Regions from separate parts of the Mus musculus genome. Here regions 2 and 3 are each linked to region 1. Evidence: chromatin loops called from intact Hi-C (ENCODE). Cell type or tissue: left cerebral cortex. All regions are shown on one strand. Links, peaks and the distances in the headings refer to the core of each region. The heading gives the core; the rest is flanking DNA.

Region 1 (10,935 bases), core at 1,426-9,425:
GGTACTGACTGCAGGGCAGTGAGAGTGCACCATACCTGGTCATGCCTCTCTCACCAGTCTGACCTTCTCTGTTTATAAAATTTTTTTTTCGGGAAAAGTGTCTATTCTAGTCTAGCAAGTAATTCACTCTACAGAAAAGAATGAACTTGAACTTGTGTTTCTCCTTCCTTCACTTCTCTAGGATAAGTATTAATAGGATGAAGCTATCCTGAGAACATTTTATGTAGAACTAAGATACAGACTTTGGGTCATGGACATCCTAAGCATGGTCTGACAATGACACAACTGAGCTACTTCATATTCTCACACTAGTTTCCCTTAATCAAACCACAGTGTAGCAAAGTGCTAACACTATAGATGAACTATGCAGAAAACACTTGAAATAATGATATTGAGTCATGTGGTTCGCTGCTGAATATATCTTCTCAGTATTCACACTTAAAATGTGGAGACTGACCACTACTGAGAGGAAAGTCTCTTGGAGCATAGAATGTACCTCCCTTTTGTATGTGTATTCCATGGAAGTGGTAGTTTACTCCTGTAGTCAGAGGCAGAGTAACCCTGTCTCAAAAGAAAAACAAACAAACAAACAAACAAATAAAACCAAAGCAAAAATATCATATATATTTTTTTTAAAATTGGATAGCAAAGATCAGTATCTAGGTGGTGACCAGAGTTCTTAGTGAATGCTTTGCCTTAGCTGTTTTGTTCTTTGTGTTCATGCTAAATAGTGTCAATCCTTTAAAGCTTTTCGCCAGGTTTTACTAGAAGGAACCAACCAAGCCTAGCATGACCTCCGTTCATATACATGTAGCCAGTTTCAATGGAGCACAGAGTCAGTAATCTGCACAAAAACATGGGCTTTTCTTTCATCCTTGTTCATGTCTGTAGGCAGGTGAATTACACTGCCCAGGTCTTCTGAGCACTGTGGTAGTCCCAGCAGTCTTTGGGATTCCTGTAGCTTTGAGTTATTACAGGCTGATGCTAGAAAACTGGAAAGTCTTCCCTGTTTTTATTTTTTACGCCCTCTGTTGGGTTAAATCTAATGCTGCACTGCATATCTAAAGATCTCTGTCACTTACTCTGAATCTTGGTTTATTCATCTGCCTAGAAAAATGCAAATCAACCTACCACATGTGGCTGTGGCAAACTTTAAACACATGAGTAAATTGTCTATTCTGACTTTTTTTCAAAACTTTTTCTCTGTAGATTGAGTTGAGTAACTTGGATATCTGTGTAGATAAGATAGGTTTAGAGGCAGCCTCGTGAACAAAACAACAAACTAAAGAGGTCACAGCTGTACACACAGGGCTACAATTTCTCACTTCAGGCATCACTTTTTTTAAGAACAAACATCTGATTTTTCAATCAATACAAGCTGATTTGCTCACTGTGGTGCAACCAGACAAAAGACAAGCAGTATTAACACAATTCATATCTAACACATGTCTTCAGCGACTGCAGGATACATACTGTTCCGGCGTTTTCTGGAGCCCACCTGTAACATACAGGAAAGAAAACACTTAAGAGACTTAGATGATGCTCAATCCTGTTTGTACAACTCTTTGGTTCACCTCTTGACAGGACATAATTGTACCAAGTTTGTCGAGCTAATCAAATCTCTTACTAATCTACTGACTCTTACTGACTATTAGAGACTCAGGGGAAATGTTCCGTATTAGTATATTATGTGATACTGACACAGAATACCTCAAGATGCCTACTTTGTGACAAAAACTAGAGTGTTTCCCATATTTACTGACTAAGTGCCACATCAGGCAACCTTATGCATTGGCTTCTACTGAAGGTTAGCTGAGTTACATGACAATATGGTGAAGCTAACACCTATTTAGTGATACTATCCCCTTTTGGGATGCACGCCAATCATTTGCATGCATCCTTATGTCTTAAGTTCTTGGCACCTGAACATGCCATGCTAGGACATATGATGCTTCCTCTACATCCATCTTTGGGGAACATAATCAGATTCAACCTAAACCACAGGCTCTAGAAGCCATAAAAGGAGTAAACGCTTATGTAAACATTCAAGTCTACATGAATGATATGCCTGCCACCTTCTGAGTGAAATTTACATACTGGTATTGAAGGCAGAATATTATTGTCCAGAAGACAGTCTGCCCTGACTCAAAGTCACTACCTGATACAGTTCTAATAAATCCCGATCTGATATAATTACATTTCCTTTTCCTCCTAAATAAAATATTTAATACATGAAACACTTAATCAACTTTACTTTTTCAAGTGTGCTATAGTCATAAACACATGCGGGAATCATTAAAGTAATTTTCTCTTATATAAAGGAAGAGGGCTTCTTACGGTCAGTGAGGATTTTGTCCGAGGACGGTCATCAGTTGAGAAGGGTGTGTCAGTACATTCTTGAGGTAGGACTAGAGGGACAGAAAGTCACTGTCAGCTCATGGCACCACTTATTTACACAAGCATTTTGACATCGATAAAAGTGTACTGAGGCAGTACATGTGATTAGATTCAGTTAGGCTACTACTGGGCTGTCTTTCCTGATGGTGAGTATAGGCAAAGACTAGAAAACTAAAAAGCTTTTTTTCCCTTTTTTTTCCTTTTGCTTTCTAGAGGACGGGAATATAAAGCAACATAAGGGTCTATGGTTTAATATGTAACTACCTAGTGCATGGATTCAGTTTGGGAGGGAGCACATCCAAGGGCAACTGTTGGTATCTAGTTATGCCTTCTATTATTTGGGGTTCTGGGGTTAGAGACAGAATATCAGGTGCAATGACAAGCACCTCTACTATCAAGACATCTCATTCTCCTCATTAAAATAAATGTCACGATGAAACCACATATGATCATCCTTCCCTTTAAGCATTTTGAAACCCAAAAGGACTGAAGAATCTCTTCATCACATCTCACAAGCATATTTCAACCTCCATCAGTTGACACATTCTGATTCTGCATTCATCATAAACACAGAATTTTAGCTTTTTAACACATACATTTTCCTGGGGAAGTGAATTTAGTATAAGGGACATGGTGTAACTATATTGATCCATTCATCCTTTGACATGCAATAATTTATTGACTTCTGGAAAACAATAATAAGTACCCTGTGCCTTGTTTCTCCTTTTATTCTCATGTGCTTTGTAGCATCCAGATTAAAAAGAACAGTGATAAGGAAGAGGAGTATCTGGATCCTGCTGGCCATTCAAGTCCTCTAACTCAGCTCTATGTGAGAGTTGCTCCAAGGGTAATGGGGGCTCTAAAAACTGGGTAGATATTCTGAGTACTTGTGTCACTCTCCCAGGTTGTGGCTCACAAGGTCTCTGCACTTTTGAGGGTAACATTTGTATTTCCACCAGATATCAATTAAAGATCTCTCTATTTGTAGTTGGCTTTAGGCCAGGTGTGAGGATAAGGATCCCAGTCCTACGCATCTGTGAGCTGACGAGAAGGGCTGGTACTTCCTTGCAATGACTAGGTTGAAATGTGACAGTGGTGTCCTGTGATAAAGTGACCATGGATTTGATGTCATAAAGTAGATAATGCCTAGGACTTCTACAGACTTGAGACATCCTGACGTGTACACTGGAAACCTACCATCTTGGTTAATTAGCTTTTCACAAATATGAACCTCTTTATATTTAGGTTTTGCCCAATTCATCAAGAAAGCTATAGCTCTCTGAAGCAGTGTCAGGATAAATAAACCACATCACACGTGAAAACAGCAGGAAGGGTTAATACATCTTTTCAGCACCATGTTTCTACACGCACAGAACGATTACCTCTGCACACTATTCTTTTTGTTCACCATATACGAACACTATGCTCACGGATTACTGTAAATAATTCCTGACTCTCTAGTTAGTTCACCAGTCTAATTCATCTATTCTCTACTTCATTTGTTGAAATAGTGATCAGTCATCCAGAACAAAATAATCAACTTATTGGGTGATACCTCACTCCAAAGAGATGTGGGTCACAATGTTACCTATTTGTGATGTCTACAATTCAGGATAAATCATAAATTATGGATTTAAATTATTCAATATGGAGTAGGTACACACTCTAAACCTTCACATATGTGGAAAAGACATACCTACATTTTAGTGAATAAATATACCTAATAAGAAAATGACACGGAATGTTTGTTAAAAATGAAAATAGGCACACATTATAGTGGGAGATTTATATCATAATTTATCCCCACCACTGTGAAGCCACTCCTTTTTTCTGAGGTTAATAATTTCAAAACAGAGAACCTTAGTTATTTCTTGGTATGTTTATGATATAGTGTTATGTCTATGAAGCACAATCTTGAGGGAGGAAATACAAATATATATAGACGCATACATACATACAAACACATTAAATTCTAATGTCAAAATATTTTGTAGACTAAAATATAATATATAATAAAACATAATTCTAGAGCCAGGCGTGCTGGTGCATGCCTTTAATCCCAGCACTTGGGAGGCAGAGGCAGGCATATTTCTGAGTTTGATGCCAGCCTGGTCTACAGAGTGAGTTCCAGGATAGGCAGCGCTACACAGAGAAACTCTGTCTCAAAAATAAAATAAAATAAAATAAAACATAATTCTAATAATACAGCAGTTATAAGTATTTACACAAAATATTTTGAGAAATATTAACCAGTCTAGTTGAAGCAAAAGCACTAAATGGCTAGTAATATCATACCTCGGGTATCACAACAGTTACCCATTATACTCAGATTCCAACACTACTATCGCTCTGTAGTTATAGACGTGTACTCTGAGGAAATCTCAAAGTATACTGGCACTCAGCTCTCAGGCCTGAACATAACTAGGTACGGGTCAGCCATAAGTCACAGAGCTTGCATAGTGAACTCATAATCATACCATGACAGCCAACATCTGCTACTTAGGCGAGTCTGCGCATACAAGTTCAGGACTACAGTGTGGGTTATTATAAATACCAATGTTCTTGATCTAAGAACGATCAACTACAAAGTTAGTTTTCTCTCATCTGCTTACATGGTTCTAAAGAACCCTGTTTAGATGCCTACTTCACAAAGGTCTTTTTCAATCTCTTTCTCACACATCAAAATGTGAGCTGTCAGCTACTGCTCCAGGGCCATTTTTGCCTGTCTGCTGCCTTGCTCCCTGCTATGATGGCTATGGATTCTAACTCCCTGAAACTTTAAACTCTAAGTTAAATATTTTCTTTAACAAGCTGACTTGGTCATGGTGTTTTATCACAAAAAAAAAAAAAAAATAGAAAAGTAACTAAGACAGCCCCAACCATGTGTCTATCTGTCCTTAATAGTTCAATTAAAGACATAATTAATGTAGAAAGATTAATTGGAGGTTTCTACCCCACTTTTGATCATTTACCTCCCAAATAAAGACACAAAACTTTTAAATTTATAATAAGCCTTAAAAGCACTAGAGCTGGGCAGATATCCACCCTTTATGCTAGTCAGTCTACTTTCCAGTCAATGATCCTCAGGGACAACTTGCCATGTTTCTCATGGCCCACTCCTTTCCAAATGTCTGGCCCTCATTGCCATGTTCTCACTTTCCACCTACCCCTGCATCTTCCTTCTTCTTCTCTTTTCTCTCCTGGTATTCTCTGCCTCAGACCCCAAGCCCCGCACCTGAAGCCTTGCCTACCTCTCTTCTGCCCAGTTACGAGTTGTCAACCTGTTTATTTAACCAATAGCTTTAAACTAAGGAGCAAGTTTCCATAGCATCACTTGGTATATGCGATGATTTCCTCTTGACCAAGGATCTCCTCATTGCAGCAGCCAGATCTTGGGGACCAGCATTGATCACTACAGTGCATAGCAACAGACCAAACGCCAACACACAATGAATACTGAAAAGCAGAAGAGAAAGAGTAATAAACTCTTTTTAAATTTTTTTTTATTTTTTTTTATTTTTCCAGCTTCAACCCCACTGGACAGGTTTCCATGAAGGTTGCCCGGGCTTCTCTTCTGCATTCCCACGGAGCACCACAAGATGGCACCATATGAAAGCCTGTTGATGTTGGATGTGGTGGTACATTGGGAAGAGGAACAAAGGTCTATTGACTCCTCCACCAAGACCATCCTCAGAATCCTATGAGGTTTAGTTTTAAACGAAGTCCTCTGGGAAACTCTCTTCCTGTCTCTGACGCCTCTTGTGCCCTGTGGCCTGCCTAACTGAGGTGTCTGCCATCTCTTACAGGGAGAGGTTGTGGAGTATGTGGACGACTTTTTAGAGATGGACGAGTCTGTCTAGTCCACAGGGGCTAAGGAACCTCTCTTCCGCGTTCCTCTTTCTTCAAGTGCCTGGGTTGTTGATATCTCACAGCCTTCTCTTCTTAAAGTAAGAAGGAAGCCACCATCTCTCCCTACCAAGGACAAGCCTGACTTCCCCTTGTTCACACTCAGTATTCACGCTTGTCTTCATGGTTACACGTCTTCATGCCTGTCTTTCCCTTCACACATGTGTTCCCTTCATCTAGTCTGTCCTCCTCAAAGTCACGTTCGTCTCCCCTCTGATCCCATGTGTCTCCCCCATGTTCAGAAAGACAGTCTTCTGTGGTCTGCTTTCTCATCCCTGAAGAAAAATCAGTATTATTTTTTAAGTAAGAAAAACACTAAAAGATGATAAATATATTTGGAGAATTTCTTTGGTCTCTCCGTCCTTCCAGACGTTCCTCTCCTTTATGCCACTTGTTAAGGACAAAAGGTGGCAGAAGATAAAGGCTGAGGTTGGGGCCTCAGGGTCACCTTCACTTGGTTCACTCGGCCTAACCTGAGCTCCTCCTTGCTCACAACAACCGAAGGTGGCCTCTGCTCAGTTTCTTGGAGTCCTCAGAATACACCAGGGGTTACAATGTCATTTAATGTGAACAGTACCCGGTTATAAGTCTCAGGGTTAGAAATGATACAGGCCAGGGGTGGATTTAGCTTTCTTTATTCTCCTAAGGCCTGTGGGGTTCCTGTTCCACATTAGGCATTTGACTGACAGCAGAGGTCCCATGCGGAGTCACCAAAGGAAAAGCTGCTTCTGTTAGTTCCTGGTCTGGGAGCTGCAACAGAATACATGACACAAGCGACTTCGGAAGGGTTTGTCTGACTCTCAGTAAGAGGGTGGACTCTATCGTGCTATCATGTCACGGTGGTGGGAGGTCACAGTGGGTGGGAGAGAGGTCACGGTGGTGGAGGTTTCGGGGGAGGGGGGGTCACAGGTGGGGTGGAGTTCACCATGGTGGGAGTTCACACTGGTGGGATGTCACAGTGGGGGTGGGAGGTCACGGAGATGGGAGGTCACCATGGTGAGAAGTGGTGCAGGGTGGATTTGGGAGGGGACGTCATGGCGGCAGGAGTCACAGCAGCTTAAGTTCATGATGGAGGGAGGTCATGGCTGCTGGAGCATCTATCTGTAGGCAGGAAGTAGAACGCTGGCGATAGGCTCACTTCTCTCTATTCCATCTGGGGTCCAGCCCCTAGACAGGCCTAGCTGCATTTACCGTGGGCTTTCCCACCTCAGGTAAGGAAACCTAGAAACCCCGTCTCAGGCCTGGAGTCTCAAGTCTTGGGTGATTCTGGATGTTGACCTTTGATGTTAACCACCCGCCCTGTCCTCACAGCTTGGAGTCTGCAGGAAGAGGAATGCTCATGTGTTTGTAGGAACCTCGGTTTCCTAGTTGTAGGATGCTGACTGGAGAACAAGCAGGGAGGAAGCAGGGAGGAGCAGGGGTTGGAATGAGGTTGACAACCGATCGGGTTGACTGATAAGGTGAGATTGGCCTTGGGGCATCAAGTCTCAGGGTGTAGCGATTGTCGATCTAGGACGCTGCAGGGAGACCTGTAGGAGAGGCATGGACCCAGGACCTAGGAGGGAAGGCTGGGCAGGCATGTGGGCCTGAGACAGATGCCCGACAGTCTGTAGTTAAGCCTTTGGGTTGTGCTGAAGGGTGCCAGCATTCGGGTTGCACGGTGGCGTGTCTGCAGGCCCCACAGTCAGTCACTCACTGCCCTGCCACAGGAAACCTGAGCAGAGGGTGTTGGGGATGGGCTGCTGCAGGGTCTCCCAGAGCAATGGCTGCATCCATTCTAAGTGGTTAGATTCTATGTGGATTTTGAAAGCGCCATCCTGGGAGTTGATAATGGGGCGTGCGTGTTGAATGTAAGAAGTCTCAAAGACGGCAGCAGAATGTGGGCCTGAAAGATAGGAAGAATGACATCTCATTTACCAACATCGGTGAGAGGCTAATACTGTCAGCGAAACAGGGTTTAGAATGGCCCAGGAGACAATCCTCTAAGCATGCCCGTGAGGGAAGGAGTTTCGATTGGTAAACGGAGGTAGAAAGACCTACCCTAACTGTGCTTGGCCCCTCTCCTGGGCTGGGGCCCAGGACTGAAAAATGAGAAAGTGAGCTGGCACGGGTGTTCATCTCTCTGCTCCCGAGGCGACTGAATGTGACCAGCTGGTACCTCGCCCCGCTTCTTCCCACAGCGGAATGTCTTCCTGAACCGTACCCTGAAATAAACCCTTCTTCCCCTAAACTGCTTCTTGTCAGTATTTGGTCACAGCCACAGGAAAGTGACTAATGGCACCAGTGGGCGGGGAAGGGATCTGGCACAGAGCTGGTGGCCTGAGGTTGGTCTGAGAGGCTCAGGATGCAGATAAAATTTGGAATCATCAGAGGGCAGAGCCTGAGGCGGGGACCCAAGTATTTTCTTCTTCACCTACTGGCTGGCCTGGAGCGTGGCCGGGGCAGGAAGGAGGCTGGGCTGGGGCGTGGCCAGGGCAGGAAGGAGGCTGGACTGGAGCGTGGTCGGGCTGAGGCTAGCTGCTTCCCCAGAATTCCAGAGAACGTCCTGGCTCCTGAATTTGCCTTAAGGCCCTTGTCTTTAGAGTTAGGGTAAATAATATGGATACTGTTTGAGTTGGGGCCTTTAAAAGTTGGGTACCCAACTCAGCAGTGTGTTCCAGTATGTTCGAGGCTGACAATGCTGTGGTTTGAAATGCTACAGTTTGTTTAATCAGCAACAGCTTGGCCTGTCCTTTAAAAACAAAACAAAACAAAACAAACACAAGATTTCTTTAAAGCAAGCAGTGTAAGTTTATGGGGATTTCCAAGTCTGCGCTGAGATGGTCTATTTATCCTTTGTGCCCCCCCCCAGGATGGAGCAAGGGCTATCTGTGAGTGACCCCATCACAATGACCCATCTGATCAACTCTAGGAAATTCCAGAAGTCTGAATGTCACACCCTAAGGGCTATCTATCACTTGTAGCCACTCAGACTCAACCTATAATCTGGTTTTGTATTTTGAGATCTGGAGCCTCGATTTATAGCCCGGTCTGGTCTTGAACTCAAGATAGTCCTCCTGTTTCAGTCCCCCAAGTGCTGGGATGATGGGTGTGAACCCCATACCAGCCTTTAGACTTGACTTCCAGAGAGGAGAGATACCAAGGAAAAGTTAGTGTATGCACGTGCATGTGAGGTTGACCAACAGCCTATCAGGTTCAAGATTACTTCTTGTTGTTTTGACACGGGGTCTCACTGTGCAGCCATGCCTAGTTTAGAACTTGCTACTTAGACCAGGCTGGCCTCAAAGACACACAGATCCCCGTGCCCTGTCTGCTGAGTGCAGGGATTAAAGGGGTGAGCCAACACACAGATTCTTTTCTTCTTCTTTTTGTTCAAGCTGAAGATGACCTTGAACCCCTGATCCTCCTGCCTTTGACCTCTCCAGTGCTGGGGTTACAGGTGTGAGCCATCACCCTTGAAATAAAGGGAACCTTGGGATGCACAGCAGGCAAGGGGTGTGTGTGTGTGTGTGTGTGTGTGTGTGTGTGTGTGTGTTTTGCACACACGCAGTATTGGGGAGTGAACCAAGGGTTTGGGCATGCTAAGCAAACACTGAGCACTGAGTTCAGTACCTGAGTATCTGTCTGAGTTCAAGACATTCTAATGGCCACTAACTGGGGCTCCAGTCACCTCTAGAATCCAGGAGAGCTGCTGGGAACATTACCCACAAAGCCTGCCCTAGGAAGGAAATGGTGCTCTTAGGAGCCCTTATTAAGGGAATGTTAAGCACAAAAATTTTATTGAACGCAACCCAGTGGCAAACAGAAAAAGATCTGTTAGATTGTCAGTGGGCAAGGGCTTATTATAGCCACTGGGGGAATGAACAGTGGCCAGTTTCTGCCAACTTTTATGGAAATAACTTTTTTTTTTAAGTTTTAAATGTGAGCTGCAAACCAAAGCTACTTCAGTTTTTTTTTTTTAAATCAATACTTAAACTGTGGGGAGAAGATGGATTGGTGCCAGAGAAAACATTCTCACTTAATAGTGTTTGAACATGGATGGCAGCACAGTTGGTAGCGAGGCTGTGAGAAGAAACCACAACTAATCGTTCATCGCAGCTGTCTGAACTCTTGATCATCTGCCATCCCCCAAACAGCGACTTCTTTTTTCTGGTGACTCCAGACTTGAATGACCTAGTGTGGGGGAGTAGAAGCTATGTACACGGGGTGGGGTGGGGAGAAACTTAAGTGAGCCCCAGTCAGAAGGTTTATATATTGCCCTTCCTGTCTGCAGCCAGGGGCAGGACCAGTCCCCGGCTGCCTTGGTAGCATGTTCCTGCAAGAACAGACACCAGGGTAGCTCAGGCTTGCCTGAGCTGACCAACTCATACCCACTCAGGGCAGTGGGGGCTGACCCACTCATACCCACTCACTCAGGGCAGTGTGGGCTGACCTACTCATACCCACTCACTCAGGGCAGCGTGGGCTGACCCACTCATACCCACTCACTCAGGGCAGCGTGGGCTGACCCACTCATACCCACTCACTCAGGGCAGCGTGGGCTGACCCACTCATACCCACTCACTCAGGGCAGCGTGGGCTGACCCACTCATACCCACTCACTCAGGGCAGCGTGGGCTGACCCACCCATAC
Region 2 (10,935 bases), core at 1,673-9,672, 66 kb after region 1:
CCCACCTGGGACAGAAGGTCCCTTCCAGTTCACAGGGTCCTGCCTCTCCAGCAGCGGCTCACTGGAGAGCACATAACCCCAGCTCTCTTGCCTGGCCTGGTGGTTAATGTCCCTGTAATCCTGGCATTCTGGAGTCTAAGGCAGGGGAATTGCTACCAGTTCCAGGCCAGCAAGACTCGACTCAATTACTCAATCAATAGAGAATAATAGCATTGTTAAGATTAATACAGTAATGGTTCTGTGCAGTTTGTAAATCCCCTTCATATTAATGTACGCAGCCAGTAAATGGGTGTCATGTGCCCTTAACATGGCTGCCCCTGTGTTTGATGTAACAGTCCCATAGTTTGTCCTTTTGAAAAGTCCTGTTTAGGTGAGCCAAATGCTGAAGGGCAAGCAGGAGTTTGGTGCTAAACCATGAGTAGCTGTCTGCAGTTAGTGAGCTATGGGAGAAACTGGCTTCTCACAGTATGGTCTGGGATTTGAACCACATCAGGCACAAGACAGACATCATTTTCCAGCTCACATTATTTACATGAGCCAAAGCTAATCTGGAGCTCACTATTTAGCCCAGGTTAACCTCACACTCACATCCCTCCCACCAACACCCCCACAGATAGTGAGTGCTACCGTACGTAGCCCAAGGCTTCACACAACTTTCAATTGTGTGTGTGTGTGTGTGTGCCTTTAACAACCCAAACCATCTTGCTAGCCCTCACATAACTTTCAGATTACACTAAAAGGACAGCAGCTCTCCTCCAAAGCAACCAGCGTGAATTAATCCCTTTAGGTGGTTAAGTTTCCCATTTCAAATGTAGGTATTTGAGGGTGTTGATGGGGTGAGGGCTGAGACTCATTCCCATGTAAGTATAAGTGAATTTACCTAGATACTTTCAGTTTAGCAGTTGTCAAGACAACCTAGGGGTGAGATCTCACATGTCTGGGCTGGAGGAGACACTGAAAGTTGCCTGCAAGAACACCAGGAGACCCATCTGACGGCAGTGCCTGCTAAACATCATAGAAGTCATTTTGCAACTCACTACCTAACCCTGATGGCATTTTAAACATTATCTTTGCTCAGGTCTGTCTTGGCCTGTCCTCCTCCGAGGAAATGGTATGTTCTAGAGGTATAATTTGTGCAAGCACAGGGGAAAACTGTCCAGCTGTCTCCCATGAGTGTATGCTTGCCTCCTGTCCTGGAAAAACACTGTGGCGTCTATACAGAAGAAACAAAAACGGACATCCACAGAAAGATTTGTTCAGAACTACTCATACTTCCCTCATTTGTGCCAATCAGGGGCAGCTTGGGCATCATCAGTGGATGAACAGCGTGACACATGGTGACATGTTCTAGTGGAATAGAATACCAGCTGGCAAGGAGAAGATCAAGGTAGGTTGCAAAGGACTGGACACTTACTCAGCATACGTGAAACCTCAGGTTCAACCTCAATGTGGGCATCTGTGGGGTGTGGGTGTGAGCCTTCAATCCCAGCATCTTCAGATGCTGAGGCAGGAGGTTCAAGGGTCAGAAGTTCAAGGTCACTCTTAGCTATATCAAGTGCAACCTGAGCCTACAAAATGTATCATAAAAACAGGCCAGCAAGAAGTCTCAAACAGGGCTGGTGAGATGGCTCAGCGGTTAAGAGCACTGACTGCTGTTCCGAAGGTCCTGAGTTCAATTCCCAGCAACCACATGATGGCTCACAACCATCCGTACAGCTACAGTGTACCCATATACAGATAGATAGATAGATAGATAGATAGATAGATAGATAGATAGATAGATAGATAGATAGATAGACAGGCAGACAGACAGACAGACAGATAGATAGATAGATAGGTGTAGATAGGTAGGTAGGTAGGTAGGTAGGTAGGTAGATAGATAGATAGATAGATAGATAGATAGATAGATAGATAGATAAAAGTCCCAAGCGTAGAAGGCACTTGCCCAGTAGTCTTTGACCTGATTCAATCTCTGCAGCCTGCACAGGGGAAGGAGAAAGCCAACTCCTTTTGGTGGTGCTCTGACCTCCACATTCAAATTGGGGCAAACACACCACACATCCACAAATAAACCAATGTTTAAAAACACACACACACACACACACACACACCAAAATAAATAAATAAAACCAAATATGGAGAAAAAGAAGCCAAATGCAAAAAGGTTCGTCCATATGATTCCATTTTAATGAAATTTGATTCAAAAAGTGAAAAAAAAAAAAAAACCCAGCCAGGTATGGGGTAGCTCACCTTTAATATGGGTGTTTGGGAGGCAGAGACAGGAAGAACTCTTAGGGGTTCAAAGCCAGCCTGGTCTACATAGTGAGCTCTAGGATAGCCATGGCTACATAGTGGGAGGCTGTTTTAAAAATACATACATACATATGTATATACATGCATGCATACATACATGCATACACACACACACACATACATACATACATACATTTTTTTTAAAGGAAAAAGAAGTCAGAGATGAAGGCCTGTTGTACTGAGTAGCTACTTCCTGCGATGGCTCCATCACCTACAGAGGGAGGAAGGATCCTAAGATTCAAGGACTTAGGAAGCCCCAATCTTCAGAAACTTAAACAAACTGGGGAAACTTGCAAAAGTTCCAGGGTCTTGCTCCGAGGTTCTATAAGCAGCAAGCAGTTGCTAAGGGGGGGAAGACTCCCTGGTGGAGCTGCCTGCAGGTTAAGCCGGAGCCTCAGGGTTGTCACTCAAGCTGAGGCGGGCCTTTCAGGGTACAGCTAAGCTTGGGTGACACATGCCCCAGAGAATAACCCAAATAAACTCAGCTGGCTCACCCAGCTAGACTTGGGTCAGACCTTTTCTTTAATCTGTCGATAGTGTCCGATCTGGGGTGACTAGACGTCTGTTCCTGTCTCCCCAGGAAAGCCTCAACACTATCAGCCACACAGAGTTGCCCAAAGGTTCAGGAACACAAGTCTGAAGTATGTCCCCTCTCCAGAGAACCATAATGATCAGGTGAGTGTGGACATTTTTCAAAGCCCACACAGTACTATATGTTTGAAGCATGCAATGTTCATTGAATAGTTTTATTCCACAAGCAATTGATTAAATACTTTAAAAATAATGAATTCACACTGGATGGTGGTGGTGCATGCCTTGAAGGAATCTCTAAGGTTGAGGCTAGCCTGGTCTAGAGTTCCAGGCCAGCTTGTTCTACAGAGTAACTTCTGGACAGCCAGGGCTACACAGAGAAACCCTGCAACAATAAAGATAATAAAAATAATAAACATAACAATAATAAAAAATTGAAGTTACTTTTCTGAGGGGCAAAAACATTTAATGAAAAGACCACATACGGAGATGTGGGTGGGGTTAAGAAATGCTGAAGTTCGGGGTGGAGTGACTGGGACTGGGACGGGAGGTTGGGATGTTACCAAGTCAGGCGAGAAACAGAGTCATAGTCTGGGAAATTACTTGATGGGGAAAGAGCATGTGTGAACAGGAGAACCCAGGTTCAGTTCCCCAGCACCCACAAAACATCTGAGCTCAGCACTTGTAGTCGAGCGCTGTTGGGGCAGAGAGGCAGATCCTGGGCATGCGCACTGGGCACCAGTTGCGCTGGACTCTCAGGTTTCACGAAAGACTCTATTCTAGTTTGCTTTTCTTTTTTGGTGAGATAAAACACTGATCGAAAGAAACCTGGAGGCAAGTCACAGTGGCAGGGACATGACCCAGAAGGTCACATCACACCTACAACTGCCCTGGTGGGGGTGGGGCTGGTTGTGGCTTTTTTTTTTTTTTTTTTTTTTTTTTTGCCGGTTGGGGGTTTTGCCTGTTTCTTTACCAACTTGATGCAATATCCAGTTATCTGGTAAGAGGAACCTCAGTTGAGGAGATGCCTCCATAACACTGGCCTGCAGGCATGCCAGTGGGGTATTTTTTTTGTTTTTTCGAGATAGGGCTTCTCTGTGTAGCCCTGGCTGTCTTGGAACTCACTCTGTAGACCAGGCTGGCCTCAAACTCAGAAATCCGCCTGCCTCTGCCTCCCAAGTGCTGGGATTAAAGACGTAAGCCACCATGGCCAGGCTGCCAGTGGAGTATTTCATGATCAATGAGTGACGTGGGAGGGCCCAGCTGACTATGGGCAGTGCCACCCATGGACAGGGGTCCTGACAGGTACGAGAGGAGAAAGCCAGGAGAGCAAGCGAGCAAATATGTATGCACTCATTTCTCTCTGCTTTAAACTATTGTCTAAGTTAGCTTCCTATTGCTGTAATAAATACCGTGGCTAAAGGCGACTTGGGGAGTGTCTTAGGGTTTTATTGCTGTGAACTGACACCATGACCATGGCAATGCTTATAAAGGAAAACATTTAATTGGGGCTGGCTTACAGGTTCAGATGTTTAGTCCACCATCATCATGGTGGGAAGCATGATGGTGAGCAGGCAGACGTGGTGCAGGAGAAGCTGAGAGTTCTACAATTGGATCCCAGGCAGCAGGAAGATAGCATGACACTGGGCCTAACTTGGGCTTTGAAACCCCAAAGTCCACCCTCAGTAACACACCTCCTCCAGCAAGGCCACTCCCACTCCAACAAGACCACACCCACACAACAAGGTCACACCCACTCCAACAAGACTACACCACACTGCCTAGTAATGCGCCTCCCTAAGAGCCTGTGGGGGCCATTTTCATTGAAACCACCACAGGGGGGAAAGGGTTTATTTATCTTAGAGTATACAGTCCACGATGCAGGGAAATCAGGGCAAGAGCACAAGTCAGGAACCTGGAGGCAGGCGCTGGTGTAGGCATGGAGGAATGGTGCTTACTGTCTTGCCACACAACAGCTAACTTAAGACAAGCCTCCCTGATGTAGGCAATCTCTCACTGAGACTCGCTTCCTAAGTGATTCTAGGTTGTGTCAGGATCACAGTCTGAAGCCATCGTGAGATGGCTGCTTGCACACGGCCTGGGTTCCTCACTGCTAACTCCTTTCTGAAACATTTCTGGAGCAGTGGGTGCCCCTTTCATTGACCCTGACATCAGCCGGGGTGTGATTGACACCTGCCTCTAGCTACAGGCGCGGACTCACGAGACAGTGAGTATGTTAGCTGGAGGCAAGCTGCTTCTGAGGAAGTGGGAATGAGCTGTTTACCGGGTTAACAGCCATACCGGGAGCACCAGAGAGTGTGTTGACTTCTCTCAGCCATGACACCAGGACAGTAGCGTCACTCAGAATAGGACACTGGACAAGTCTGAATATAAGTAACTAATACTTGCCCAAATTCTTCTGGCTTTTGCTCTGGGAAACAGGAAGGAATGCGGAGAAGGAGCAGATGTCCTGGCTCATATTTCTTAGTTATGCACAGGCTCTCAGTATCCTGTCCAGTTTACTATTGAGCCAATGTTTTCTTTGCTCCGAGGAACTTCCTATGGCTGGTGAGATGGCTCATCAGCTAGGGGTGCTTGCCCCAATCCCGATGACCTGAGTTCAATTCTCAGGTAATGCCCATGTGCGCGCACACACACACACACACCTAATTTTAAAATTTTAAAACGTCTGGTGTGGTATAGAGCTGTAACTCTATCACTCTGAAGGTAGAGGCAAGTGGAGCTCTGTGAATTAAAGACTAGCCTGGTCTACATAGAGATTCCAGTGCAGCCAGAGTGTCATGGCAAGACTTTAACGAAAACTAACAACAGTTTCAAAACCCCTAAAATATAGAAAAGTTTAAAAATAAATACGGACGGTATAATTAACACAATCCAGACTAACTCCCGGCTTCTATTCTTCACCATGCTGTGTCTCCCGGAACACCCGCCGTCGCCGCCGCCTTCGGTTTCTATCTTCTGTCCGTCTCTTCAGGAAACTACAGCCGCAGTCCACCATCTGCTGAGTCCTTGCTCCAGGATGTCTTGGTTTCCACGGAAGCCTTTTCTGTACTGTTTCCTCCTTCCTGTGTGCTTTGTTTTAAGAGACAAGTTCTTGCCATGTAACCCAGGAGAGCCACACACTTGCTGTTCCCAGAGCCTCAGCCTCCTGAGTGCTAGCATTCGAAGTGTACGTCACCGTCTTACGTCACCATCAGCTTCCCCGAGCCCCGTTTTCTTTTGTTCTGACACAGTACCCCTTCCTGATCTATTTCTTTGAGCCTTGCTGTTGTTCTTTATTAAAGATGAAGCTGGCTTCTCTGAAACTCTCGGGTTCAAGGGATCCTCCTGTCTGTGTCTCCAATAAGCCAGGTCCATAGGTCCCTGCTTCCTGTTTTGTTTCATGTTCCTGAATACAATGCCCTAGCTCTACGAGACTAGTATGCTTAGTTTGGGGGGATTATTAGTTCTTTTAAAGATTTATTTATTTTATGTGAGTACACTGTTACTGTCTTCAGACACACCAGAAGAGGGCATTGGATTCCATTACAGATGGTTGCGAGCCACCATGTGGCTGCTGGGAATTGAATTCAGGACCTCTAGAAGAGCAGTCAGCGCTCTTAACCGCTGAGCCATCTGTCCAGCCCCCTGGGGGCGGGGCGGGGATTTTTTTTTTTTTTTTTAAGATGGGGTCTCACTATGTGGCAGTGGCTGGCTCGGAACTCAGTAGGTAGACCAGGCTGGCCTCATCCTCCTGCCTCTGCTTCTTGAGTCCTGGGATTAAAAGCATGTGCCACCAGGCCAGTGCTCATGAGGCCGCTGAGGGATGTGTTTGGGGGGCAATGGTACAAACTGCCACTCAAACCCTGAAAGCTCTCCATTTTAAGCACAAATGTTTTTAAAACTTACATGAAGGAGTGTGGGCTTTGCTATCCTAGTCTTAGCTGCCTGGAAGGCAGTCTTCCACTAGCAGTCTCCAGATGAAGATGTAGAACTCTCAGGTCCTCCTGCACCATGCCTGCCTGGATGATGCCTTGTTCTCGCCTTGATGATAATGGACTGAACCTCTGGTCCTGTAAGCCAGCCTCAATTAAGTGTTGTCCTTATGAGAGTTGCTTTGGTCATGGTGTCTGTTCAGAGCAGTAAAACCCTCACTAAGACAGAGGCTAAGCCCTCTCTCACCACCAGCAGGTCTGTCATCATCATCTTTTTGCCATGAGAGTTCCCAGAATTACTTCTTCACTATGGCCATCAATGCGTTTACCACGATGGCTTGGTGAATCACTGTCTTTCACAAGTGTGTCCCAGAAGTGATGCAGAGAAGGAGTTACAGTTCTGGAGCTTAACAGATCTCTGTGTCCTATTTGCAGTACCCTGAGGCTTCCCATTTAACAGCCACAAAGTCGGAGCAAACTACAGCTCTCACCTTAAAGGGAACAAGAGACAATCTGTTCTGGAGCCATTTGAATGAACACGACCCAGGAACTCAGACTTAGTCTATCCCAAATTCCATGTTTCAATGTAGAACCAGTTCTATAGTTTTACAGAACCAAGAACCTCGTAAATCAAGGCAAGTTTAAAATGCATTAGAGTTCATCGGTGTGACCGTTTGAATGAGAATGGCTCCCATAGGCTCATGTGTTTGAGTGCTTGGTCCTCAGTTGGTGGAATTGTTTGGGAAGGATTAGGAGGTGTGGCCTTGTTGAGGAGGTGTGTCACTGGGGGTGGCTTTGAGGTACTAAAAGCCCACACTACTATTCCCAGTTAGTTCTCTGCCTCCTGTTTATAGATCATATGTAAGCTCTTGGCTACTGCTGCAGTGCCATGTCTGCCTGCCTGCCTGCATGCCTGCTATTTGCCTGCCTGCCTGCCTGCCTGCCTGCCTGCCTGCCTGCCTGCCTGCCTGCCTGCAGCCATGTTTCCACTGGCAGAAAGCCCTGAGCTTCCTCTTCTCTATTTTGGGGTCCTGGACCCCCAGGATCTGAGGAACATCATGTAGCCCTTAGAAAAATTACAAGTCCACCCCCTTTCTCTGCTGCCTGGCTGCTTGCCTGCCTGCAGAAACCCATTCAGCAAGTCCCCGAGATTCCTGCAATCCCTCCTCATGCTGATGACGTATCTCAGCTCCTTAACCCAATGACCTTTGCCCACCCTGGATATCCCTCCCCCCTCCCCAAAGTGTTATATAAGCATTGCTCATCCTGAATAAAGCCGAGCTGCCTCTCTGAAGCCGATCCTAGAGAAGTCTGTCTTCCCCACTGGGCTCACCAGTCCCCCACTCTGCTCCCTTCATTGACCCTGGAGAAGGGAGGATCACTTACCACCATGTTGGTTGTGAACTCTACTGTCCTCGGAGTCTGGGTGCCTCAGATGAAATGTTTCTTTTACAGGTTCCCTTGGTCAGGGTATAGAAGCTTTGCTCTGGGCCTCGGATGCCATCTGGTAATATTCCAACCTCTCCACACCACTGCAGGCTTCTTGTTTGGTTGGTTGATTTGGGATTTGTTTGTTTATGGCAGGGTTTCCTCTGTGTAGCCCTGGCTATCCTAGAACTCCCTCTGTAGACCAGGCTGGCCTCCAACTCACAGAGATCCACCTGCCTCTGCCTCCTGACAGCTGGGATAAAAGGTGTGAGACACCGAGCCCGGCCATCACTGCAGTTTTAACCAACCAGTGAGTCTTTGCAGATACCTACTTTCCATGAATTCTTGGTCACAGCAAGAGCTCTGTGGATTTTGTATCATCATCCCCATCTCCATCACCACCACCACCACCACCACCATCATCATCATCTCCCTACTTAACGCACTCGATGTGAGATGCAATGCTTAAATAGTTTCCTCAGAATCAAGACGTCTGGTGAAACAGACGTGCCTGCCCGAGCGGCCTCTCCTCAGATGCTCTGTTCCACTGTACTTCTAAGGATGAGGTTTCCCAGCCAAAATACCCGCCCTCACCGGGAAGAGCAGCAGGGCTCCTGTTTATCCAGGAAAGCAGGCTTCAGTTTTCTGCCAGCCTGGGATATTATTCAAACAAGCCAACCACTCCTGGTCAAGTGCTACCAGGCATCACCCCACCCTCCGGTTACCACAAAGCCGGCCTCTAAAGGCCTGGCCTCATTCACCATACTCAGTAGCTGAGAGTAGCCTGCAGGTGGTCAGGACAGTGTGAGGTCTTGACCTGTTGAGCTACCTCGGTTTCCTTTGTCAGCTCAGGCTCCGAAGTCCTTAGAACCTCACGCCCCTCCCCGCAGCACCAAAAGCCACCATTCCTGAGAGGCAGGTCAGAAAGACACAGGCAGGAAGCTGGAGACAAACCAGGAGGATGGACCAGGGCCTTGACCCTGGCCTCTAGCCCACCACCGGGAGCCACCGGGAGCCACCGGGAGCCACCGGGAGCGCACAGTACGAGGTGACCACTGCCTACCTGCACGGAACACGAGACTGGATTTGCAAACAGGCTGGCCTCCAACTCACAGAGATCCTCCTGCCTCTGCCTCCCGAGTGCTGGGATTAAAAGTGTGCGCCACCACAGCCCGGCTCTATTTCTGTTTTAATTTATTTTATTCTTCTTTTCATTGCTACTATTGGTATTTCATGGAGGGAGGGGGGCTCACAGTGAAAGTGAGAGACGACTTTTGAGTTTGGTTCATGGAATCTTGGTGCTGAACTCAGGTCCTCTGCTGTCCGAGTTTGCTTTGTCATTTTGTGCTAAACACCACGACCTTGAGCAACTCGGGGTGGACTGGTTGAAGTCCGCACTCACGTGGGGAGGACAGGACAAGAGCTCAAGGCAGGAGCCTGCAGGGCACATCATCGGGGGAATGCTGCTTGCTGGCTTGCTCCCAGGCTCACATCCAGCTACCTTTCTTCTTTTTCTTTTAATATTTGCTTTATTTCATTTTATGTATGTGAGTGTTTTGCTGGCATGTATGCAGTGCCCAAAAATGCCAGAAGAGAGCGACAGATTGGGAATGGAGTCATAGATGGGAGTGAGCTTCCTTGTGGGTGTGGAGAACAGAACCTAACTCCTCTAGAGCAGTCTTAAAGACTTCTACATCCCGGAAGTTCCATCTGCTTACTTTTTATATAGCCACGCCCCCTGCCTAGGGATGGCACCACCCACAATGGACTGGGCCCTCCTTTATCAATCAGCAATGAAAAAAGTGCCCCAAAGACATTGCTACCAGCCAGTGTGGTGGACGCAGTTCCTCGAGGAGTCGAGAGTCCCTCTTCCGAGATGACATCAGGTTTGTGTAAAGTGAGACCAAACTGAAGCAGCAGCCTTTCTTTCCTGCCAAGCCATCCTCCTGGCTCCAAATTCACCTTTGTTGGTTGGTTGGTTGGTTGGTTTTGTGTTTTGTTTTGTATTGCTTACCATCTCTCTGCATTTTCCCCTTGCCCGTGTCCTATCTTTAGATTCATCATCAAATTCTTCCTCCGTTTTGGGGCTCTATTCCCCATTGGCTTCCCGCCACAACTCTGCATGCACCCAGCAGGTATAAACATCCCAAGTTGTTACACTTACAGATGAGAACTAAAGAGTAATCAGACCCTGCCATACTGGACTATCCTCAGAGCGAAACCGCTACCATCTTCAGGATCCCCTGGGCCGGATCCCCCAAGATCCCAGCTGTTGCCCCTCCCTCCTGGAAGGAGAGGACACGGAGTGTCATGGGACCCTCACTTAAGTGTCCAGGCACTCTGCCCAACCAGCTGTGTCCTGTTCTGCTCTGCGCACAACCTTGGATTTCTGGGCGGGGCTAGAGGAGGTCTGTGGGGAAGGATGCCGGAAGGAGCTCCACTACACAGCCATAGAAGAGCCATCTGCTGAGTGCAACCCTCCATTGCGGCCCTGTTAAGGCCACCTATGCTCCCGCCTGTGACCCTCACCCCTAGCTCTGTAAGTAGGCCTGATTCACTGGTTGTTTCCCAAGAGTGGACTTCGGTGGAACCACACTTTGGGACCACAGGGATGTCTAGAGCTTGCGGTGGGAAGGGACTTCAGCAGCAGCTCGTTCCCGAGTCCCATTGTTTACATTCAAAAGATTGTGCTTTGAACTGGGTATAGCGGTGCATGCATGTAACCCAA
Region 3 (8,000 bases), core at 1-8,000, 130 kb after region 1:
AACTCACGATCTTCTAGGCTCCTCCAAGGGCTTGGGTCACTTCCCCAGCCATGCCCTTTGTAGCACACACCTTGTCTTCTAGGCTCCAGCTGCCTGTACTCCACTTCTGCTGCTGTTCTTGGTGGTCATCTCATGGTACTGGCATTTCCAAAATGCTGCTGTTTTCCACTGTAACTAGGCTTCACCAATAGCCTCTCATAGGCTTTCTTCATGGTGCCAAGCCTCAACTCCTTTGCATGACCCCTTCAGTCCTGGGCCATCAATTGCAACTGAGGCTGCACCTTCACCAATGGCCTTCCATGGCCTCTCACAGTGCCGAGCCTCAGCTGCTCTGCATGACCCCTTCATGCCTTCAAAGCCAGTACCACCTGGGTGACTCTTACACAATACCAAGTCCAGCCACAGCACAAGGTACAACCTTGGCTATCTCTGGAACACAGCCTCTGTGCTCCCAAAAAACACTTCCCAGAAGATGTCACCTCAATGATGCTGGTCTCTTCTTAATCATTGCTAATTTCTTAGCTCCAGTTAACCAGCATCAATAGTCCCAGTAATGCAAAGTTTTTGCTTTAGTAGTTCTGGTATCTTTTTAATCACAGCTGATTCTTCAGCCCCAGCTAACCAGAACCACAGAATCTTCACAATCAAAACAGAAATGGCCCTGAAAAGAGTCTTTAATCTTCCGTCTGAAATTTCACAAGCCAGGACTCCATCTTCTGCACTCTTCTCAACATTATCTTCCAAGCTCCTACACAACATTCGACAGAGCTCTTAACACCAAATCGATCTTCTGGCCCAAAGTTCCAAAGTCCTTCCACAGTCCTCCCCAAAACATGGTCAGGTTGTCACAGGAATACCCCACTCTGCTGGTACCAATTTGTCTTAGTCAGGGTTTCTATTCCTGCACAAACATCATGACCAAGAAGCAAGTTGGGGAGGAAAGGGTTTATTCGGCTTACACTTCCATACTGCTGTTCATCACCAAGGAAGTCAGGACTGGAACTCAAGCAGGTCAGGAAGCAGGAGCTGATGCAGAGGCCATGGAGGGATGTTCTTTACTGGCTTGCTTTCCCTGGCTTGCTCAGCCTGCTCTCTTATAAAACCAAGATTACCAGCCCAGAAATGGTCCCACCCAGAAGGGGCCTTAACCCCCCTTGACCACTAATTGAGAAAATGCCTTACCGTTGGATCTCATGAAGGCATTTCCTCAACTGAAGCTCCTTTCTCTGTGATAACTCCAGCTGTGTCAAGTTGACACAAAACTAGCCAGTACACCCTCTCTTCAACACTTGAGTGTGTGTATGCACACATGCCATCGGTTGTGTTGGAGGGCAGCAGACAAGCCCCAGGAGTTGCTTCTCTCCTGCCACGTGGCTTCTGAGCATCAACCTCAGGCTGTGAGGCTTGGCACCCAGCACGGCTGCCTGATGGACATTGCAGTGTCTCCCAGCCCCAGCTTTAACTTAAGAAGCCTCCGATCTATTGTCTTGAAACTGAATGAATTGTTTTAAGTCTCCGTGTAGTCTGTGACTCTCCAGTTCTTCGCCCTGCCAAGCCCTGGTGTGGCTGTTGTGTCCTTTTCACTTTGGCCCTAACGGTGCTCAGTGTTACATGTGGCTCTTCTCTATCTCCCCGATGCTGCCCAGTGAGCTCCTGTGTTTTGAATCCATGAACTGTGTGGGCAAATGTCTGTCCAGGTCATGTGTCCATTTTTTCATTTGGTTGTATTTTATGATTTTTGAGAATTCTTAATTCATTGTGAATACCAGTGCTTTGCACAGTACCTTTGCAAGGGTGCTCTCCCAGGCTCCTGTCTGTCTGTCTGTCTGAAAGGAAGCTTCTTTGCTGATTTATTTAATTTTTAAATTGTTGTGTTTGTGTGTGGGCCTGCACGTATGTGCACCATGTATGTGCAGTACCTGCAGAGACCAGAAAAGGGCATTGGGTTCCTCTAGAAGTGGAGTTATGGAGTTGAGAAGCCACCATGTGGGTGCTGGGAACCGAACCTGAATCCTCTGGAAGAACAGCAAGTGCTACCAGCTGCCCAGCCATCTCTCTAGCCCCAAAGGGAGGTTTTTCCTGAAAGACATTTCACTGAGGTCTTTCTTCTAGAACATAAGCACTTGCTGTGTTCCTGGGGTCACACGCACCCCACCCTGTGCCTGCCTTGTGAAAGTCTACAAAGTTTTTTTGTTTTTATTTTATGTGTATGTGTAAATGCTTTCATGAGTTTGCACCATGTGTGCCTGGTACTGACTGAGGCCAGAGAGGGTGTCAAATCTCCTGGGACTGGAGTTATAAGTTGCCACATGGGTGCCGAGAAAGCAAACAGTGTTCTTGACTGCTGGACCCCTCTACAGCCCACTGCGTACAAGCTTTCTAATTTTTTGTTTTTGTTTTTGTTTTTGTTTTTTTTCGAGACAGGGTTTCTCTGTGTGCTCTGGCTGTCCTGGAACTCACTCTGTAGATCAGGCTGCCCTCGAACTCAGAAATCCGCCTGCCTCTGCCTCCCAAGTGCTGGGATAAAGGCGTGCACCACCACAGCCCAGCAACTCAGCTCTATTTTGACTTAAAAGATTCCATGTGCTTTGGTGTTTTACCTGCACGTGTGTCTGAATGAGGGTGTCAGATCCTTTAGAACTAGAGTTACGGACAGTTGTGGGCTGCCATGTGGGTGCTGGGAACTCAGGACCTCTGGAAGAGCAGCCAGTGCTCTTAACTGCTGAGCCATCTCTCCACGCCTTGTTTGACTATTTGGGGACAGTTGTTGGTGACTGAGCCCAGGGTCTCACTCATGCCGGACTTTCCCACTGACCCATGCCCCTGAACAGAACTGGTCTTTATATGTGGAAAGGGGCACACATTCAGGTTTGGGGTTTGCCTGCAGACATCCAGTTATTCTTGCGCAATCTGTGTCTTATAGTTGGCCACACACACTTCAACAGCTAGTGCCATCATGTCTTGGAAGCTGACAGTTGGTTTCCAACCCTGCTTACAGAGCTGTCGTGTCAGCTTCAAGTGTTCAGCTCCTCACGGCTCGCACCGAGCAGTGTGAAAGCTGCATCCATGTTTTGTCAGACTTAGTTCTAAATAGTCTTTAAAATTTTTATTTTAAATTATGTGTATATGCTTATCTGTTGGGGTGGGGTGGGGTGTGTATATTTGAGGGGACATCCGATCCCCGGGAGTTGGAGTTGCCGGTGTTTGTGAGCCACCTCACACGGGTGCTGGGAAGGAGAGTGCTGTTGCAGAATGTATGCTTTGCTCTGACCTTCCATATTGTTCATTAATAGAAATAGAAACCTGATTAATTTTTATACATTGATTTTCCGCCTCCCCGCTGCCTCCTGCAATACTGAGGACCTCATACATGTCATATCTGTGGTTTATAACTGAGCTATGCCACAGACTAGCTCCTGTGTGTGTGTGTGTATGAGTACACATGTTACTGAAAATTGTCCCCAGAGCCTAGTACACACCAGGCTCCCTGTGCCACTGAGCATACCCCCTGCCTTCTGCTCTTTGCTTTATTTGGAGTGTCCCTGATGAATCTTCAGCCACACTGATCTTCTTCCTGCTGTAGAAGTCCGTCCAGTACATTTCAGCTCGGCCACTCTGTGCCGCAGCTGCACAGCATTCTGGGTGACTCAGTGATAACCTTCAGGGCCCTTGCCCTGTTCTTGCTCTGTCCCGTTTGAGTAAACTTTGATTGGGCAGTGGTGTCCATTACAGATTTAGTTTCCTCTTTTGTTCGGTGTGTGCAGACATCACGAGCTCCACATTCTTAGGTGTGGAACACATTTTGTTCCTATAAAGGCTGTTTTGAGTTTGATTCTTCATTGGTTTGACTGTTCTTTTGGGGATCGTACCCTCTCTTAGTCTTGGGGCTGGCAGGACGTAGCTTGAGGGAGAATGCTCTTGTAGAATGTGGGGAGCCCATGATCGCCAGCAACATAGAAATCAGTCAGACTGGTTTTAAAGACTCAAGTTTTTGTTTTCTTTTTTTGTTTGTTTGTTTTATGTGTATACGTGTTTGTCTGCACAGGCACGCAGTGCCTGCAGAGGCCATCAGAGGGCCCTGGATTCCCTGCAACTGGATTTATAGATGGTTGTGCGCAGCCTTTGGGTACTGGGAAAGAGACTGAGGTCTTCTGGAAGAGCAGCAAGTGCTCATAGGCTGAAGGTCTCTGCATGGCATCTCTGGTGTCATGCTTCTAGCTAATTCTTTCCCCGGCCGTGGGAGTTGCTCACATGCACATATCAGGGTAGCACATGGCAGCTGCTGGCATTCGATTCCGTGGCCCCTGATGAGCCCCATGGACTTCTTGGGTTTCATCTTCCTAGCCCTGCCCCAGGGATCCACTTTGGTTCCCCATCCTCACACAGCAGGGCAGAATGAGCAGATACAGGCTCTAGGTGGCTAGGTTTTGGAGGTGGTGGAGATGTCATGGAATAGCCAGGACCCGTGAGACCCGCTGAAGTGCCTCAGGACGATGCAGGGAGCGGTAGTCATGTGTAGCTTTCTGCGTCTGGTCCTGCTCTCACCCACCGTAAGGAAGGCAGCTGTTCTTCATAACTTGGGGTTCTTGCCTGTAGATGATGGCTCTTGATACTAACAAGACTGACAGTGGTCAGAGTGCCCCAGGGCACAGCACAGAGGTCTTACCTTGCTTCAAGTGGACTTTTCCAGTCGAGAAGTATCAGGCCTCCCATCTCAGATGACCCCCAAGGTGGGGCTGGAGGAGGGTTAGCTGACAGGTAGCTTGGGTCTTTATGCCAGGCTAGCAGTAGGCAGCGTCTGGGAGCGGCCCAGGTTACTGAGCCCTGTATCTGCCAAGGAGTCTGTGGCCTTTGCCGAGTTAGAGTGGACTTGGAAAGCAGTTTGAAGTGGATGGTTGTGCTGCCCTCTAGTGGCCACCTTGCAGCCGCCAGAGCACTTGTAGCCACTGGTGTTTTGCTTTGCAGCGTTTTTGTTAGGTTGGGGAAAAACAACTCTTTTTTTCCTTCTCATTTTAGGACCTTTGCACAGAACTGCCGGAACATTGAACATTTAAACCTCAATGGCTGCACGAAAATCACTGACAGGTAGGGTTAAGGACGGGTCTAGGGCGGGAGTGGCCACAAGGAGACAGGCGGAAAACAAGGTTGGAAACGTCTTTAGTATGTCTGCCTCGTTTCAGCACGTGTTACAGCCTTAGCAGATTCTGTTCCAAGCTGAAACACCTGGATCTCACGTCCTGCGTGTCTGTTACCAACAGCTCTTTAAAGGGCATCAGGTGAGAGCGCTTGGCATTGGGGGAGGGGGGTCAAAAAAAAAAAGTGTGGGCCGAGGAGGTGGCTCTGTCTGTAAGGCAATAAAGACAAGTCCCAGAATCCACGTAGACAGCCAGTGACCCCAGGGCTGCAGTGCTGGGGAGGAGACCTGGGGCTCACTGGCCGACCAGCCTCGCTGAATTGGGGCACCGAATCCAGCCAGGTTCACTGAGAGACCCTGTGAGGTAGGGGGGGGGGGGCAGAATGCAGGATGTAAAGCTAGGGCTGGGGAGAGGGCGCCACAGTTAGGAGCACGCACTGCTCCTGCAGAGGAACCAAGTTCCCAGCACCATGGCAGACAGCTAACAGTTGCCTCTAGTTTTCTCGTTTTCTGGACACGGTGGGCCACTGCATTCAGAGACATATAACCACACACACTTAAAATTTGAAAGAGATTTTAAAGCTAATTATTTTCTATTTTCTTTTTTTAAATTTATTTTTAAGTGCATTTGTGTTTTGCCTGAATGTATGTCTGTGTGAGGGTGTCAGGTCCTCTGGAACTGGAGTTACAGACAGGTGTGAGCCACCATGTGGTTGCTGGGATTTGAACTCAGGACCTCTGGAAGAGCAGCCAGTGCTCTTAACCACTGAGCCACCTCTCCAGCCCCGTTTTCTATTTTCAGTGCTATCATTTTCTTTTGATGGTGGATAAGTACAATAAATTGTAATTAATAGTGAACGTGTGAAATTCTAGGCAAAACTTGTGGCTCTGGAATGGCCCTTCTAACTGCACAGGGGCTCACTGAGATGTGCAGAATTTGAGGCTAGGTTAGTATTTGTTTGATTCTCTACCTTAATCTAACTATGTCATGTTTTTTGTTTGTGAGTTCATTACAATCAACTGATTTTTTTAAAAATTAATAACAAAAGGTGGCAAGCAACTGAGGAAGATACCTCGAAGTCAACCTCTGGCCATATGGACCATGCACCCACACATATGTGCACTTGCACAGAGAACCCCTAAACCCAGTCCTAGTATGGTCAGTGCCTTGGACTGAGGCATTCCTGGTGGCTTCACTGGGTGAGGAGGAAGTGGTTCCGCCAGGCCCTGGCCTAGTCTCCTCTCTAGGTTGTTTGTGGTGTACTGAGTTCAGCACCTTCTGCAGGAGGCTGCACAGGGTGCTGTTGTTCTTTGTTCTCTCAGCGAGGGCTGCCGGAACCTGGAATATCTGAACCTCTCCTGGTGTGACCAGATCACAAAGGAAGGCATTGAGGCGCTGGTGCGGGGGTGCCGGGGTTTGAAAGCCCTGCTCCTGAGGGGTTGTACACAGGTACAGAGGTCACACATCTGGTCAGCCTGTTTTCCTTGCTGTGGTGGTCATCTTGGTGCCCGATCCATTCTCTCACCTGGATTCCACCCCTCTTTCATTTCCTCCATCCACTCAGTTAGAGGACGAAGCTCTGAAACACATTCAGAACCACTGCCACGAGCTGGTGAGCCTCAACCTGCAGTCCTGCTCAGTAAGTATGGACCCGAGCGTTGGTGCGCGCGCGGCCCCACTGCCCGCCGCCACACCTATGCGCGGGCCCCACTGTGCGGCCCCACTGCCCGCCGCCACACCTATGCGCGGCCCCACTGTGCGGCCCCACTGCCCGCCGCCACACCTATGCACGGCCCCACTGTGCGGCCCCACTGCCCGCCGCCACACCTATGCGCGGCCCCACTGTGCGGCCCCACTGCCCGCCGCCACACCTATGCGCGGGCCCCACTGTGCGGCCCCACTGCCCGCCGCCACACCTATGCGCGGCCCCACTGTGCGGCCCCACTGCCCGCCGCCACACCTATGCGCGGCCCCACTGTGCGGCCCCACTGCCCGCCGCCACACCTATGCGTGGCCCCACTGTGCGGCCCCACTGCCCGCAGCCACACCTATGCGCGGCCCCACTGCCCGCCGCACCTGTGCTCAGTCAGCCCGTTGCCAGGCTGCATATACCCAAAGTGGCTGGCATCTGGCCACATAGCCTTGCCCTGACTCCACATCCTCTATCCTTATGGGAGTTGTGACTCTTTGTAAGGTGAGAGAACAATAATAATAGCAGCATGTTTGGCACAAGGCTATCGACACCTCCCCAGAATTATATAAATCAGCTTTGTTAGTTTCTATACCTGTATTTATATATGATATATTTATATATATATGTATATACATAAATATATGAGACAGATGGACAAGGTCTCACTGCATAGCCCAGGCTACTCTCTGAGAGCTTACTGAAAGCTGGGATTACAGGTGGGGGCCAATATGCCTGGCTCTTAAAAAAAAAAAAATCAGGAATGCTGTTACTAACCGCCTAGCTGTTAGAGCTCAATGTAGTTTCTTTTTAACACACTGGAGCCCTTCTGATCCCCCAGTGAGAATAGCAGCCGTGGGCTGGGAAGATAGCTCAGTCAGTCAATTAAGTGCTGGCTTTGCCAAGGACTTGAGCTTGATCCATATAGCCCATGGCAGAAACTGAGCACTGGGCACTGGGCACTGGGCACTGGGCACTGGGCACTGGGCACTGGGCACTGGGCACTGGGCACTGAGCACTGGGTACTGGGCACTGAGCACTGGGCACTGGGCACTGGGCACTGAGCACTGGGCACTGGGCACTGAGCACTGGGCACTGGGCACTGGGCACTGGGCACTGAGCACTGGGTACTGGGCACTGGGCACTGGGCACTGGGCACTGGGCACTGGGCACTG

The links. Peaks named below come from ENCODE experiments on the same cell type or tissue, not always from the same donor. Only the 100,000 strongest peaks of a DNase experiment are listed, where the experiment ranks them.
Region 2: it touches region 1 in a loop (2.0-fold over the local background); 4 of 42 quality-filtered maps call a loop at or near these places.
Region 3: it touches region 1 in a loop (7-fold over the local background); 24 of 42 quality-filtered maps call a loop at or near these places.

What each region holds. Positions count from the first base shown.
Region 1 is chr9:114,111,943-114,122,877 of GRCm38, reverse strand. Gm29825 (predicted gene, 29825) reads right to left here and starts at 4,790. Exons shown (of 27, transcript NM_001378688.1): 1 at 4,693-4,790; 2 at 2,338-2,408; 3 at 1,474-1,498. The coding sequence starts at 4,717. In left cerebral cortex, for the core only: a CTCF peak has its summit at 5,984 (motif pointing right); a DNase peak (open chromatin) is centred at 5,999.
Region 2 is chr9:114,045,884-114,056,818 of GRCm38, reverse strand. It overlaps Gm36883 (a long non-coding RNA gene), which reads left to right. Exons shown (of 3, transcript XR_379916.4): 1 at 1-1,387; 2 at 2,894-2,988; 3 at 5,840-6,170. Among named protein-coding and RNA genes, the nearest start is that of Gm36883, 5.9 kb to the left of the region's middle. In left cerebral cortex, for the core only: a CTCF peak has its summit at 6,408 (motif pointing right); a DNase peak (open chromatin) is centred at 5,841; H3K4me3 peaks cover 455 bases.
Region 3 is chr9:113,987,894-113,995,893 of GRCm38, reverse strand. Fbxl2 (F-box and leucine-rich repeat protein 2) reads left to right here. Exons shown (of 15, transcript NM_178624.6): 6 at 5,017-5,085; 7 at 5,181-5,276; 8 at 6,458-6,584; 9 at 6,700-6,774. Among named protein-coding and RNA genes, the nearest start is that of Fbxl2, 35 kb to the left of the region's middle. In left cerebral cortex, for the core only: CTCF peaks have their summits at 4,098 (motif pointing right) and 4,917 (motif pointing left); a DNase peak (open chromatin) is centred at 4,892.